2 separate regions of the Homo sapiens genome follow, and region 2 is linked to region 1. A link is an interaction called in ENCODE POLR2A ChIA-PET data of the cell type or tissue named here. Cell type or tissue: IMR-90. All regions are shown on one strand.

The links. Peaks named below come from ENCODE experiments on the same cell type or tissue, not always from the same donor. Only the 100,000 strongest peaks of a DNase experiment are listed, where the experiment ranks them.
Region 2: POLR2A ChIA-PET joins it to region 1 with 11 read pairs; 4 of 35 experiments call an interaction of 5 or more read pairs at or near these places.

Annotation. Positions count from the first base shown.
Region 1 is chr3:48,922,087-48,930,086 of GRCh38, reverse strand. It overlaps ARIH2 (ariadne RBR E3 ubiquitin protein ligase 2), which reads right to left. Exons shown (of 16, transcript NM_006321.4): 2 at 7,276-7,339; 3 at 2,274-2,625. The coding sequence starts at 2,528. Among named protein-coding and RNA genes, the nearest start is that of ARIH2OS, 6.7 kb to the right of the region's middle. RefSeq lists enhancers at 3,094-3,153, 4,927-5,427, 5,428-5,928, 7,931-8,000. In IMR-90, no CTCF peak of the experiment used is centred here; no DNase peak of the experiment used is centred here.
Region 2 is chr3:48,605,587-48,613,586 of GRCh38, reverse strand. UQCRC1 (ubiquinol-cytochrome c reductase core protein 1) reads left to right here and starts at 3,941. Exons shown (of 13, transcript NM_003365.3): 1 at 3,941-4,035; 2 at 4,285-4,425; 3 at 7,731-7,817. The coding sequence starts at 3,967. RefSeq lists enhancers at 3,551-3,660, 3,357-3,871, 3,951-4,050 and a silencer at 4,221-4,320. In IMR-90, a CTCF peak has its summit at 3,863 (motif pointing right); a DNase peak (open chromatin) is centred at 3,876; H3K4me3 peaks cover 1,270 bases; H3K27ac peaks cover 2,838 bases.

The DNA of each region.
Region 1 (8,000 bases):
TAACATATTTCTCAGTGAAGTGCAGAAGGGAAAAAATAAACTCTCAACATCTAAATTTTTGTGGATTATTTTCCTCTTTGCTCCATTTTCTCTTTAACCCTTTCATACTGTTTCAACTCTCTTCCTTCTCTTATTTATTCCCTCATCTCTGCTACAAGTTCTTTTTGCTCTTACTCTTCTCAGTCTTAAAGGCCAGAACAATGCCCTTTCATTTCATTTCCAACAGGAAACAAAATGTATCAGGGACTAGGAAATCTAGCTCACACCCACAGCAGCAGCTGCTACTATCACCAACAATCAACAAAATCCACAAGTATCCAAGCAATTATTCAATACCTACTGTAGATGAAATAGTGTGACAAGAATGATGGAGGAGATAAGGTACAAGACAGTTATTGCTCTCCAAGAACTGACAATCTAGTTGGAGAGATCATGCCAAAATGTGTGAACAGGTAAAACATAAAGCAGTCAGAAGACTGCAGTACATAACCTAAAAAAATAAACGAGCTGTATTCTTTGGACACAGACCAAAGAAGGCATGGCCACTGTGCTCTAGGGTCTCTCAAGGAAACTCACTCAGAGAAAGCATGAGCTAGACTCTGAGGACTCCTAAGGGCAGTAAGAGATGAGGCGGCGAAGGGAAAGCTTTCCAGGAGGCTGACCATGTATAAGAAGGAAGAATGTAAAACAGTAAATTTTATGTTACATATATTTTACCACAATTAAAAAACAAAAAAAAAAAGGAAGGAAGGAAGGACGGACGGACGGACGGACAGGTGCTTGGGCCCCTCAGCTGTCTCTAGCAGGGCAGAAAAAGCCAGCACAGAGGCTTGACAATCTGAGAATTCTTGTGTATAGACAGGAACATCCTCATGAACTTGGTCAACTGACACTGTCCAGAGCATGGTTACACACTACATAATTCCTAATATTATTTTTTCTAACCTAACATTATGAACATATCCTTTTCTTATTTTAAATACCAACATTGTATATAACCTGACAGTATGACTAAAGCAAAAGAAAACTATTGATCAACAAGGGAGAGGTGTGCATGGTGAGGAAGAGAAACCCGATTATTGTTTTCTACCAGGGAAATGCCCTCTGGAGGCAGGGGTCCAGCAGCTTTGTTATAGCCATAGTGCAGAAATCCCAAACCCAGAGGATCCATAGGTCCTCATTCTTCAGAGTTTTCTGCTCAGCACAAGACAGGAAGTCTACAATCACTTCTAGAAATTAGTCACACAAAAAAAAAAACAACTTAGCTTTCAGCTTCCAGCCAGTTGCTAATAAAGACCTGAGTATCTAAATTCAAGGTATTAGCCTTTGCCAACCATCTGGGGAAAAAAAAAAAAATCCCTAAACTAGTAGATAAAGCAAATTTTATAGAAATCATACAAGGCACACCTTAGTTATTTCTGTTTAAGTTCCAATAAAATTTATTTGGTTGACATCATGCCAAGGTGCCCTTTTGACCTCCAATTTAATCAGAAACAAAATCCAAGTAACAATTCATGAAAAAAGATTAGTGAAAACACTAAAGAGAAATATTTCCAATTTCCCATAATGGCCAGTGTTAGAGAAGGAAACATGCTTGTTGGGAAACTGTCAAAATGATCATAAAAAATGTAAATAGGATAATAACTGGCCTAAGGTACAAGACATCCAAAGGTATGTTTTAGCTTATGTGTTAAATAAAATGCTTGCTGATGGGGTAATCAACTTTGTTCATTCTTTACAATTTCCATACTAACACCCCCTAAATCAATGAAATACAAGCATAAGAAAGAATTATTATTAAAATCAGTACATGAAACAAATGAGCTCATTAGCCCAAAGGCAATGACTATTCAGGGCAAACCAGAGGGATCTGTATACTCTCAAGACATTTATCAGTCACTCACAGTCGTACAGAAGATGGTGATTCTGATGCTTATTGTATCAACCTCATAAAATTCTGAAAACTCACTTCCTGAAACGTGCAAAGTTGTGCAATTCTGCTACTACACATTTCTGGTATGGTACATCTTTCTTGAATCTGTCCCACCCCTACTTTCTAATTCTTACTAATTTGGGAATCTGAGGACCTTAGACATGCATATATTAGAAAACAAAGTAAATGTAACAAAATGTCCAAATGATGTTGACATACACTTAAATTTGGTTTCAAGCTACAAGGCCATTCAATTAGTCTGGAGGAGACATTAATTAACAACAGCTCATCCTTAGATTTAACTGGGGGGGATTACACTGGAGTTTACAACACTGCTCACCTTTAGGACAGAAGCTAAGCTGGTCATGTGCTCATTGAGGGCACCCTCAGATTCCTTGTAGGTCAAGCAAGTGAACTGGTACTCCTCGGGATCAAAGGCATCAGCCCCCTGCTGCTCCACATCGCTGGCTACTCCCACGTAATAGTCCTCTATGTCCCCAGGGTCGTCTTCTTCTTCTTCTTCCTCTTCCTCACAATTTGGGTCATAGTCCTCTTCATTGCTGTCAGACCCCTGGCTATTCATGTCCACTGACATCTTAGCATCCAGCCAAGTTGCAGATCAGGAAAGCAGTTGCTTTTTCCCCCTCCCCCCAAAACTACCGCTTTCTCAAATGCATTAGTATTTTTGTCTTCTAAGGGAGGAAAAAAAAAATAAGTGTTACTTTTTCCCCATGACAAGTTGTAACAGAAACCATTCAAGAATCAAAATGGGACAGTCCTGGCCCTAATCTCACTACAGCCTATTCCAACTCTGGTATCACATGGGGAATCTTACTATCATCCCCCTGGCCCAGGCTTATAAAAGGGAAATCCTTCCCTGGAGAGACAGAAGCAGCTAATAAATGGTAACTTCACATGAAAGGCCTGGCATGACAGGGCAAGGCTGTCTGCTCTATGTCAGAAAGTCAAATTCCAATGAACTTGTTATTCTTGCCAAAGTCCTTAAGGGAGAAGCACATCCCCACAGCTGGCAGCCCAGAGGGGAGGCAACATAAAGGTTTAACTACCAAAGTTTAAAATTTTGCTTATCATGCCCCGTTAGTATTGATACAGACAGTACATAAATAGGAACACTTCCTGCTGTAATATGTAGAAAAAGAAAACCACTGTTTCACAGACATTACTTTTAGGTGTCTGAAAAATAGGTGCATAGTTGGTAAAGAAAAAAAAAACACACATAGGTGTTCAACATCCTCCTCTAGTCTGCAAAGTTGACTGATTTTTCAGGTTTAAAGAGTTCTACTGGCCGGGTGTGGTGACTCATGCCTGTAATCCCAGCACTGTGGGAGGCTAAGGTGGGTGGATCACTTGAGGTCAGGAGTTCAAGACCAGACTGGCCAACATGGCGAAACCCCATCTCTACTAAAAATACAAAATTAGCCAGGTGTGGTGATATGCACCTGTAATCCCAGCTACTCGGGACGCTGAGGCAGGAGAATCACTTTAACCCGGGAGGCAGAGTTTACAGTGAGCCAAGATTGCGCCACTGCACTCTAGCCTGGATGACAAGAGTGAAACTCCATTGGCCGGGTGCGGTGGCTCACGCCTGTAATCCCAGAATTTTGAGAGGCTGAGATGGGTGGGTCACCTGAGGTCAGGAGTTCGAGACCAGCCTGGCTAATATGGTGAAACCCTGTCTCTACTAAAAATACAAAAAAATTAAGCAGGCGTGGTGACAGGCACCTGTAATCCCAGCTACTTGGGAGGCTAAGACAGGAGAAACGCTTGAACCCAGGAGGCGGAGGTTATAGTGAGCTGAGATTGCGCCACTGCACTCCAGCCTGGGCAATAAAAGCGAAACTCCGTCACACACACACGTACACACATACACACACACACACACACACACACGAGGGAAACTCCATCTCAAAAAAGAAAAGCCCGCAAACAGCGAAATGTTACTTAATTACATATAAACGAAAAGAGAATACTAGTTGAGAAAGTGAAACAGTCACAAACCCTAACTTCAACTCACAGAAGATTGTGGCAAACACCCATTAACTTTTCTACACAACTACCATTTCAACTGATGAGCTGAAAGGAACAATATCAACTAGCGATTTAAATCTAAAACTAGGCCAGGTGCGGTGGCTCACGCCTGTAATCCCAGCACTTTGGGAAGCCAAGGCGGGTGGATCACGAGGTCAGGAGATCAAGAGCATCCTGGCCAACGTGGTGAAACCCCATCTCTACTAAAAATACAAAAATTAGCTATACGTGGTGGTGCGTGCGTGTAATCCCCAGCTACTCAGGTGGCTGAGGCAGGAGAATCACTTGAACGAGGGAGTCGGAGGTTGCAGTGAGCCGAGATCCCGCCACTGTACTGCAGCCTGGCAACAGAGTGAGACTCCATCTCAAAAAAAAAAAAAAAATCTAAAACTAATAGAACCTTAAAGTGTAAGAGCATTTGGATTTAACAGTACATAAACAATTTATATAAACAAATCTTGATTAAATACAAAAGCAAATATAAAGTCTACTTGAAGTAGGTAATCTGTCTGAAAAAAAACAACCAACCATAATCTAAAACAAAGACTGAGGGTGTGGCTCACAACTATAATCCCAGAACTTTGGAAGGCTGAGATGAGAGGATCCCTTGAGGCCAGGAGGTCAAGATCCACCTGAACAACCTAGTGAGACCATGTCTCTACAACACATTTAAAAAAAAAAAAAAAGAAATCAGCTGGGCGCGGTGGCTCATGCCTGTAATCCCAGCACTTTGGGAGGCCGAGGCAGGTGGATCACGAGGTCGGGAGATCGAGACCATCCTGGCTAACATGGTGAAACCCCGTCTCTACTAAAAATACAAAAAATTAGCCGGGCATAGTGGCAGGCGCCTGCAGTCCCAACTACTGGGGAGGCTGAGGCAGGAGAATGGTGTGAACCCGGGAGGCGGAGCTTGCAGTGAGCCGAGATCGCGCCACTGCACTCCAGGCTGGGCGACAGAGCGAGACTCCGTCTCAAAAAAAAAAAAAGAAAAAAAGAAAAAAAATCCCGGCACTTTGGGAGACCAAGGTGGCCAGATCACCTGAGGCCAGGAGATTGAGGCCAGCCTAGCCAACATGGCAAAATCCCATCTCTACTAAAAATACAAAAATTAGGCTGGGCGCAGTGGCTCACACCTGTAATCCCAGCACTTTGGGAGGCCGAGGCAGGCAGATCACGAGGTCAGGAGATCCAGACCATCCTGGCTAACACGTGAAACCCCATCTCTACTAACAATACAAAAATTAGCTAGGCATGATGGCATGCACCTGTAATCCCAGCTACTCAGGAGGCTGAGGCAGGAGAACTGCTTGAACTCGGGAGACGGAGGTTGCAGTGAGCAGAGATTGCACCACTGCACTCCAGCCTGGGCAACAGAGCGAGACTCAATCTGAAAAAATAAAAAAATAAAAAATAAAAAATAAATTAGCTTGGCAGGGTGGTGCACACTTGCAATCCCAGCTACTTGGGAGGCTGAGGCAGGAGAATCACTTGAACCAGGGAGGAGGTTGCAGTGAGCCAAGATCATGCCACTGCACTCCAACCTGGGCAAGAGTGAGACACTGTCACACACACAAAAAATAAACAAATAAATAAAATAAGACAGGCATAGCGGTCATGCGTCTGTAGTCCTGGCTACATCGAAGAACTGCTTGGGCCTGGAAGGTCAAGGCTGCAGTGAGATCGTGCCACTGCACTCCAGCCTAGGCAACAGAGAGATTCTGTCTCCAAAAATAATAATAATAATAATAATAATTCAGGTAAATAATCTTCTACTTAAAAAAAAAAGGCCCACGTACAGTGGCTCACATCTGTATCAGTGGCTCACGCCTGTATCATAATCCCCACACTTTGGGAGGCTGAGGCTGGAGGATCATTCAAAACCAGGAGTTCCAAACCAGCCTGGGTAACATAGTGACACTCACGTCTACCAAAAGGAAAAAGAATTTGTAACCAGTCTAAAAGACTATGGAGTACTGAGACATAGTATCACTCTGTCACCCAGTCTGAGATATAAAAACATGATCATGGCCCACTGCAGCTTCCAACTCCTGAGCTCAACAGATCCTCCTGCCTCAGCCTCCTGAGTAACTGGGACTACAGGCATATGCCACCCCCATACCTAATTTTATTTTTTGTATAAACAGGGTTTTACTATGTTGCTCAGGCTGGTTTCAAACTCCTGGCCTCAAGCGATCCTCCTGCGTTGGCCTTACAAAACGCTGGGATTATAGGCAAGAGCCACTGTGCCCAGCCTACAGTCACATTTTTATATAATAAAAATATTGGCGAGGCGCGGTGGCTCACACCTGTAATCCCAGCACTTTGGGAGGCCGAGGCGGGTGGATCACCTAAGGTCGGGGGTTCAAGGCCAGCCTGACCAACATGGAGAAACCCCGTCTCTACTAAAAACACAAAATTAGCTGGGCGTGGTGGCACATGCCTGTAATCCCAGCTACTCAGGAGGTTGAAGCAGGAGAATGGATTGAACCCCGGAGGCAAAGACTGCAGTGAGACAAGATTGCATCATTACACTCCAACCTGGGCAACAAGAGGGAAACTCTATCTTAAAAAAAAAAAAAAACACTCACTATATCTAAGTTGATATGTTAACTATAAATGCTCCCATTTCTAAAAATTAAAAAAAAAACCCTATTAATTGTGGGGCAATAAAAATAATGTTTGCAGTCTGACCTTTTTTTTTTTTTGAGACAGAGTCTCACTCTGTCACCCTGGCTGGAATGCAGTGGCACGATCTCAGCTCACTGCAACCTCTGCCTTCCGGGTTCAAGCAATTCTCCTGCCTCAGTCTCTCAGTAGCTGGGATTACAAGCACATGCCACAATGCCCAGCTAATTTTTTTTGTATTTTTAATAGAGATAAGGTTTCTTTTTTTTTTTTGAGACGGAGTCTCGCTCTGTCGCCCAGGCTGGAGTGCAGTGGCGGGATCTCGGCTCACTGCAAGCTCTGCCTCCCGGGTTCACGCCATTCTCCTGCCTCAGCCTCCCAAGTAGCTGGGACTACAGGCGCCCGCCACTACGCCCGGCTAATTTTTTGTATTTTCAGTAGAGACGGGGTTTCACCGTTTTAGCCGGGATGGTCTCGATCTCCTGACCTCGTGATCCGCCCACCTCAGCCTCCCAAAGTGCTGGGATTACAGATGCAAGCCACTGTGCCTGGCCAGCAGTTTGACTTTTAACAAACTCTTCTGTATGGTAGAGCCACATAATCACAACTAAACTTAACGATGGTGTTTTTTCTTTAGGAGAAAAAGTTAATCTTTAAATTAAAGATACCTGTAATTCTTGGAGATCTCTCAGGCAGATGTCACCCAAGTATTCTACATAATATGATTTCCATCTAAAATGAAAAGAATTATATTTATATTTTTAAAGCTGGTATACTGCTTTTGCAAGTTTATTTTTTTTTTAAAGCAAAGGTATTTTAAAGGACAAGTAACAAGGGACAGAGTAACTATTAAATTAATTATCTTCTTTTAAAGTGCCAACAAAAAAAATCCATGACATAATTATATTGACAAGAGTTACATGACCTTCTAAAAAAAGAAAGTATTCAGCTGGGTGTTGTGGCTCACGCCTGTAATCCCAGCACTTTGGGAGGCCAAGGCAGGTGGATCACCTGAGGTCAGGAGTTCGAGCACCTGTAATCCCAGCTACTCGGAAGGCTGAGGCAGGAGAATCACTCCAACCAGGGAGGCAGAGGTTGCAGTGAGGTGAGATCGCGCCACTGCACTTGAGCCTGGGTGACAAGAAAATTCGTCTCAAAAAAAAAAAAAAGAAAGTAATCTAAGTAAACAGGTAGCAATAATTTAATCTCAATTCTCTCTCTCAGTTTGAAAGACCACTTCTTTTTTTTGTTTGTTTGAGACAGGGCCTCCCTCTGTCACCCAGGTTGGAGTGCAGTGTTGCCATCTCAGCTCACTGTAACCTCCACCTCACCCAGCTGAAAGCCTGCTTCTTTACTCCAGTATTTCTGTCCTTCAGATTCTCAACTACCACAA
Region 2 (8,000 bases), 320 kb after region 1:
ATGAGCATCGCTTGAACCCGGGAGGCAGAGGTTGCTGATAAGATTGCGCCATTGCACTCCAACCTGGGCAACAAGAGCGAAACTCGGTCTCAAAAATAAAAAAGGTCGGGCGTGGTAGCTCATGCCTGTAATCCCAGCACTTTGGCAGATCACGAGGTCAAGAGATCGAGACCATCCTGGCCAACATGGTGAAATCCCATCTCTACTAAAACTACAAAAATTAGCTGGGTGTGGTGGCACATGCCTTAGTCCCAGCTACTTGGGAGCCTGAGGCAGGAGAATCGCTTGAACCCAGGAGGCGGATGTTGCAGTGAGCCAAGATCATGCCACTGCACTCCAGCCTGGCAACAGAGCGAGACTCCATCTCAAAAAAAAAAAAAAAAGAGATCACGTCCAGGGGCGGTGGCTCACATCTGTAGTCCCAGCACTTTGGGAGGCCAAGGCAGGAGGCTCACTTGAGCCTGGAGTTTGAGACCAGCCTGGGCCACATAGTGAAATCCTGTCTCTACAAAAAATATAAAAGTTAGCTGGGTATGATGGTGTGCACCTGTGTTCCCAGCTACTCAGGAGCCTGAGGTAGAAGGATCACTTGAGCCAGGGCATGGTGGCGTGTGGCGTCCCAGCTACTTGGAAGGCTGAGGCAGGAGAATTGCTTGAATCCAGGAGGCTGAGGTTGCAGTGAGCCAAGATCACGCCACTGCACTTCAGCCTGGGTGACAGAATGAGACTCTGTCAAAAATTAGCGATGTTGGCATGTGCCTGCAGTTCCAGCTACTCGGGAGGCCGAGGCAGGAGAATTGCTTGAACCTGGGAGATGGAGGTTGCAGTGAGCAGAGATCCTGCCACTGCACTCCAGCCTGGGTGACAGAATGAGACTCTGTCTCAAAAAAGAAAGAAAAAAATAGAGATCATAAGACTGAGAGAATGAACCCTTTGTAGCAATAAGATACCAAAGTATAAACAAGACATTAAGGCCATGCCAGGCAAGAGTTAAGCCGTTCACCAAAGAATAAACTATGTTCTAACTGCTGCAAGGTTTTTCTTTTTCTCCAGCAGCTAAACAAGCACTGGCCTTGAGATAAGCAATATAGAAACAATTGCAGTTCATCCATCACCAGACACTGACCCCACAAGCCATAACTATAGCTTTGATTGCACAAGAGATGGATTTTGGTGACTTTTTCCTAATAAGAGACCACTGACCAGGGACTGGCTTCAGTTGGTTTATGGAACCTGTGCACTGAGTGCTTTTGTATCCTTCATTTTGACATATGGTGCTAATTGTATTTCTTTTCTTTTTTTTTTTTTTTTTTGAGATGGAGTCTCCCTCTGTAGCCCAGGCTGGAGTGCAGTGGTGCGATCTTGGCTCACTGCAACCTCCGCTTCCCGGTTTCAAGTGATTCTCCTTCCTCACCCTCCTGAGTAGCTGGGACTACAGGCATACGCCACCACGCCCAGCTAATTTTTGTATTTTTAGTAGAGACGGGGTTTTACTGTGTTGGCCAGGATGGTCTTGATCTTCTGACCTCGTGAGCCACCCACCTCGGCTTCCCAAAGTGCTGAGATTATAGGCGTGAGCCACCGCACCCGGCCTGTAATGTATTTCAATGTTAAGTCTCCACCCCAAAGTGAACATGGGTCATATACAACACACATGTTTATTCAGTATACTTGCATTAGGACCCCCTTCATGAGTATCTATAGCTCTTCCTGTAACCTGTTGAATATGGTATTTTTTGTTTTTGTTTTTTCTTTTTTGAGACAGAGTCTCGCTCTGTCACCCAGGCTGGAGTGCAGTGGCGCGATCTCGGCTCACTGCAACCTCCGCCTCCCAGGTTCAAGCGATTCTTCTGCCTCAGCTTCCCGAGTAGCTGGGATTATAGGCACATGCCATCATGCCTGGCAGATTTTTTGTATTTTTAGTAGAGACGGGGTTTCACCATGTTAGCCAGGATGGTCTCAATCTCCTGACCTTGTGATCCGCCCACCTCGGCCTCCCAAAGTTTGGGATTACAGGTGTGAGCCACCGTGCCCGGCCGAATATGTATGTTTAGCCAAGCCATTCGACATAAAGCTCCTGCCTCTTTTTAAGGGTCTGTCTCTGGTTTTGACCAGAAGCCCACCTCCCAGCCTGCAGGTTGTAACCCTTTATAAGAAATAAAGTCAGCCTGGCACGGTGGCTCATGACTGTAATCCCAGCACTTTGGGAGGCTGAGGTAGGAGGATCACTTGAGCTCAGGAGTTTAAGATCAGCCTGGGCAACATAATGAGACCCCCGTCTCCACAAAAAATAAAAAAAAATTAGCTGGGTGTGGTGTGAGAGCCTGTGGTCATGGCATCTGGCATGATTTTTATAAAGATAGTTTTATTTTAAGTATAAGAGTAGTTTTTGGGTAAGGTGTGGTGGCTCACCCCTGTAATCCTAGCACTTTGGGAGGCTGAGGTGGGTGGATTGCTTGAGGCCAGGAGTTTGATATCAGCCTGGCCAACATGGTAAAAAATGCAATGATCCTAGCCCTTGCCTCTTCCTGTACTTAAGATACTGTCTGACAGGATTAATGATTATGCTTCTGTGACCTATAAACAGATGTACTCTTGCACCCAAACCTTGATGAGATTTATGCTCTAATGTAACTTCTGAGCACATTTGATGTAATTTCTGAGCACATGGAGAGCCGCCACCACCAGTGTATAAACTGTCGGAAACACTGCTTTGGAGCAGTCTAGCAGAAACTCCCTGAAAGGCTCTCCCGGGTTGCAATTCTTGGTAAGACTTCTGAATAGAACTAACTTTAAATATTTAAAAGCTTGTTTTTTTTTTTCTTTAGTTGACATAACAAAGCATACCTTAGAAGTCTTTTTTTTTTTTTTTTTTTTTTTTTGAGACGGAGTTTCGCTCTTGTTGCCCAGGCTGGAAATGGCGCGATCTCGGCTCACCGCAACCTCCGCCTCCCGGGTTCAAGTGATTCTCCTGCCTCAGCCTCTGGAGTAGCTAGGATTACAGGCATGCGCCACCACGCCCGTCTACTTTTGTATTTTTAGTAGAGACGGGGTTTCTCCATGTCGGTCAGGCTGGTCTCAAATTCCCGACCTCAGGTGATCCGCCCACCTCGGCCTTCCAAAGTGCTGGGATTACAGGCATGAGCCACTGCACCCAGCCAGAATTCTTTTTCCTCTTACAGAAAAGGAAAGGTTTCACCATGTTGGCCAGGCTGGTCTTGGACTCCTCGCCTCAAGTGATCCACCTGCCTCGGCCTCCCAAAGTGTTGGGATTACAGGAGTGAGCCACCGCTCCCGGCCTGTACTTAGTTCTTTTAAAGAGAAAACTGGCAGGGCGCAAAACTGGCCAACATGGAGAAACCTTGTCTCTTCTAAAGAAACAAAAATTACCGGGCATAATCCCAGCTACTCGGGAGGCTGAGGCAGGAGAATCGCTTGAAGCCGGGAGGCGGAGGTTGCAGTGAGCCGAGATCGCGCCATTGCACTCCAGCCTGGGCGACAGAGCGAGACCCTGTCTCAGAAAATAAAAAATAAATAAAGAGAAAAAAATACTGACTTTCAGCACCAACTTGTGGTCCCAGGTAAGTTTCCACGCTGGTACTTTAGCCCTGGGCTCGAACCTGCGGACACGCTGTGGCTGCAACTCCCCGCCCGCCAGACCTCAGTACGCAGCGCGGCTGGTGAGAAACATAATGCACTCTGACTTCCACGCGTGGAATGGGGAGATGGACTGCACGGCGGGCGGACCTGCTCGGGCTGATGGACGGCAGGTGGACTGATGTGCGCAGGGACTGGCGGCAGCGCGGTCAGAGCCAGTCAGCCAAAGCCAGGCCAGCACAATAGACTGTCCCGGTTCCCGCCAGGAGGCGGCCGAGCACCAACTGTACGGTACTGCGCCTGCGCCGCGACCGCCAACGCGCCCAGTCTACGCTTGCGCGGCGCAACAGGGCCGACTGCAGCTGGAAGATGGCGGCGTCCGTGGTCTGTCGGGCCGCTACCGCCGGGGCACAAGTGCTATTGCGCGCCCGCCGCTCGGTGAGGTGGTGGCGAGAGCGCGGGGCTTCGGGACAGGGCTTCGGGAAGCGGACAGGTGTGGGCTGTTAGCAGTGGCAGGTCGAGGTGGGGAGGACGCGGGGTCAGGGCCGTGGGAAGGTCACGGCGGAGGGCGGGGAAAGGTATCTCGCCGCTTGCCTAGGGGCGGGGTTCGGGGGTCCTCCTGAGGACCTGGGAGGTGGGGAGCGATCCCCTGACCGAGTCCTCACTCGCGGCTGTTCCCTTCCACAGCCGGCCCTGCTGCGGACGCCAGCCTTGCGGAGTACGGCAACCTTCGCTCAGGCGCTCCAGTTCGTGCCGGAGACGCAGGTTAGCCTGCTGGACAACGGCCTGCGTGTGGCCTCCGAGCAGTCCTCTCAGCCCACTTGCACGGTGAGTTGGGGACGCTTTTGGGGAGAGGGCCTCCAGGTTGGGCCTGCCGTCTTTTCCCTGGTTGGGGTGTGACCTTGGGCTCGAGTCTTCCCGTTTGTGGTTTGGGTTCGGACCCAGGACCACTCACCCCGAGAATGGCCCCATTCCCTACCCTAGCCACGCCTTGGCTTCACGGGACAATCTTCACTATAAGCCAACATTATTTAGCATATAATGCCCGTTAAGTAGGCGGCCAAATTCTTTTCCAGCCTTTTGTTAAGGAGCCCATATAAGGGAAGTGATCATGTCTCCTCTTATAATGCGGAAAATGGGATTCAGACACCTTAGGTGACTTGCAGGGGTCCAGGTCTGTCAGCCTCACTGCCCAAGGTCATAATCTCCAGGCTAGACCAGAAATACATTTTAGGAAGCAAATGCATTTTAACAGTACAATGAAATGTGTGATTTTCCAAAAAATACAAATTCTCTAAATTGACACAAGAAATCTTGAGTCACAGATAGATATATGAATAGGTGAGAAGATTCCCAAGAAATAATTATCTCCTCCTCCTTTCAGCCCCCAGCCCCAGGGCCAGATGTTTTTATTGACACATCCTTTTAGTTTTCCAGAAACAATGTCCTGCGATTTAAATTGTTACTAAGCATAGGAAAAGGTGGCCTGCAACTTCCTTGTTATATGTCACTTGTTATAGTAAAGAATGCTATATTACATGAACTCTAAAATGTGCTAGATTGTAAGGAGCTGTCTGTGCTCCAGTGCCAGAGAAAGAATCTCAAGAATCTTGCCAATTTTAATCAAAGGATACTATAGATTGTAAAATGCCTCTTGCATTCCAAGATGTTAGATGTGAAATACATGTTCATCTAAGATTGTGTGATATATGGTATATGCATTGACATCTCTTAGGAAAGCAAATATCACATGTTCTCACTTATCAGTGGGAGCTAAAAAATACGTACATACAGATGTAGAGAGTGGAATGATGGACAGTGAAGACTTGGAAGGATGAAGGGGTGGATGATGAGAAACTACTTAATGGGTCCAGGCCTGGAGGCTCACACCTGTAATCTCAGCACTTTGGGAGACCAAGGCAGGCGGATCAGCTGAGGCCAGGAGTTCAAGACCAGCCTGGCAAACATAGTGAAGCCCCATCTCTACTAAAAATACAAAAATTAGCCATGCATGGCACACGCCTGTAATCCCAGCTCCTGGGGAGACTGAGGCAAGAGAATCGCTTGAACCCGGGAGGCAGAGATTGCAGTGAGCCGAGATGGAGCCACTGCACTCCAGCCTGGGTGAGAGAGCGAGAGTCCATCTCAAAAAAAAAAAAAGAAATTACTTAATGGGTACAAGGTTTGTTATTCTGGTGATGGATAATTCAGAATCCCTGATTTGACTACTTGTGCATTCTGTGCCTGTAATGACATCACACTTGTGGGCGGGGCACAGTGGCTTACACCAGTAATTCCAGGGCTTTGAGAGGCCAAAGCAGGAGGATCGATTGAGCCCAGGAATAAGAGGTTGCAGTGAGCCATGATTATGTCACTGTACTCTGGCCTGGGTGACAGAGCAAGGCCCTCTGTCTTAAAAAAAAAAAAAAAGAAAAAAATGGAGTTTCAGGTGTGGATAGAAATTTCTAAAAATTGTGCTTGTACCCCATAAATTTATACAATAAAAAAAAGTCTTGGCTGGGCGCAGTGGCTCATGCCTATAATCCCAGCACTTTGGGAGACCGAGGCAGGCGGATCACGAGGTCAAGAGATTGAGACCATCCTGGCCAACATGGTGAAACCCCGCCTCTACTAAAAATACAAAAATTAGGCTAGACGCGGTGGCTCACGCCTGTAATCCCAGCACTTTGGGAGGCCGAGGCGGGCGAATCACAAGGTCAGGAGATTGAGACCATCCTGGCTAACACGGTGAAACCCCGTCTCTACTAAAAATACAAAAAATTAGCCGGGCGTGGTGGCGGGCGCCTGTAGTTCCAGCTACTCGGGAGGCTGAGGCAGGAGAATGCCATGAACCTGGGAGGCAGAGCTTGCAGTGAGCCAAGATCGCACCACTGCACTCCAGCCTGGGTGACAGAGCGAGACTCCGTCTCAAAAAAAAAACACACACACACAAAAAAACAAAAATTAGCTGGGCGTGGTGGTGCACGCCTGTAGTTCCAGCTACTCGGGAGGCTGAGGCGGGAGAATCACTTGAACCCAGGAAGCAGAGGTTGAGTGAGCCGACATCACACCACTGCACTCGTCTCGTGACAGAGTGAGACTCCATGTCAAAAAAAAAAAAAAGTACTTAGGAAAGTAGATGTGAAAAACTTAAATCAGCTGTGAACAAATAGTAAATTAAAAGACTAGACCGTGTGACCAAGTGGGGTGAGTGGTACGTGTTTCTTTTACATTTTTTTTTTTTTTTTGAGATGGAGTCTCTCTGTCACCCAGGCTGGAGTGCAGTGGCACGATCTTGGCTCACTACATCCTCTGCCTCTTGGGTTCAAGCAATTCTGCCTCAGCCTCCCAAGTAGCTAGGACTACAGGCACGTGCCACCACACCTGGCTAATTTTTGTATTTTTAGTAGAGACAGGGTTTCACTATATTGGCCAGGCTGGTCTCGAACTGCTGACCTCGTAATCCACCTGCCTTGGCCTCCCAAAGTGCTGGGATTACAGGTATAAGCCACCGCGCCCAGCCTGTGGTGCGTGTTTCACAGCAACCAGGAGGCTGTCAAGAAAATTAATATTACCTTATTGGGTGCCAAGGCAACACTGTTTGGTGTTCAGAGCTGATTAAAAACAACAACAAAAAAGATATTATAGGAACAATATTTAGTGTGATAAAATATACAGTCTAAACCAATAGTCCCTTCCTTAATGATGAAAGGATAAAATCATTGCCAGAACAAAGGCAGCGTGTAATTTTTAGAAAGGAAAAAATAAGTTGTTATTTGCAAATGATATGTTGTATGCTTAGACAAAAACAAATAATTAACTGAAAATTGAGAGTGAATTTAAGGATTTGTATGCTGGTGAGACCAGGTAAATGTGCACAGTTAGAAGTGTCCCTGTGGGTCCTTGATAGCCAATCAGGAGAGCAATGATGTGGTGTGACGAGTCATTCGGCTGCCCCTGTTTTCCAAGCATGACTGTGTCCCCAAGCACAGGGGTCCTGCTGGGGCAGCTCTCCCTGACTCCAGGATTCATAAGTCCCTGCCTGGGGCTTGTACTGAGTCACTCAGGTGGGGTGTGAGTAGGGGGCTGGGGAGTGGTTTGTTTGTAACCTTTTCTGGTGGCTTCTTGACCAGGTGGGAGTGTGGATTGATGTTGGCAGCCGTTTTGAGACTGAGAAGAATAATGGGGCAGGCTACTTTTTGGAGCATCTGGCTTTCAAGGTGAGGCTCTTAAAGTCTGTCTCCTCTGGGCTTAGGGCTGCCTGTTGTCCCTCCTGAGGATGAAGGTCAGAAAAATTAGCCTGATTATGGGCCTCAGTTGCGGGGCTGATGTCTGGCTGGCTTTCCTAAAAGGAGCCACATGAGCTTAACCTCTCCTGAGTGGGCACGTATCTGATGAGCCCC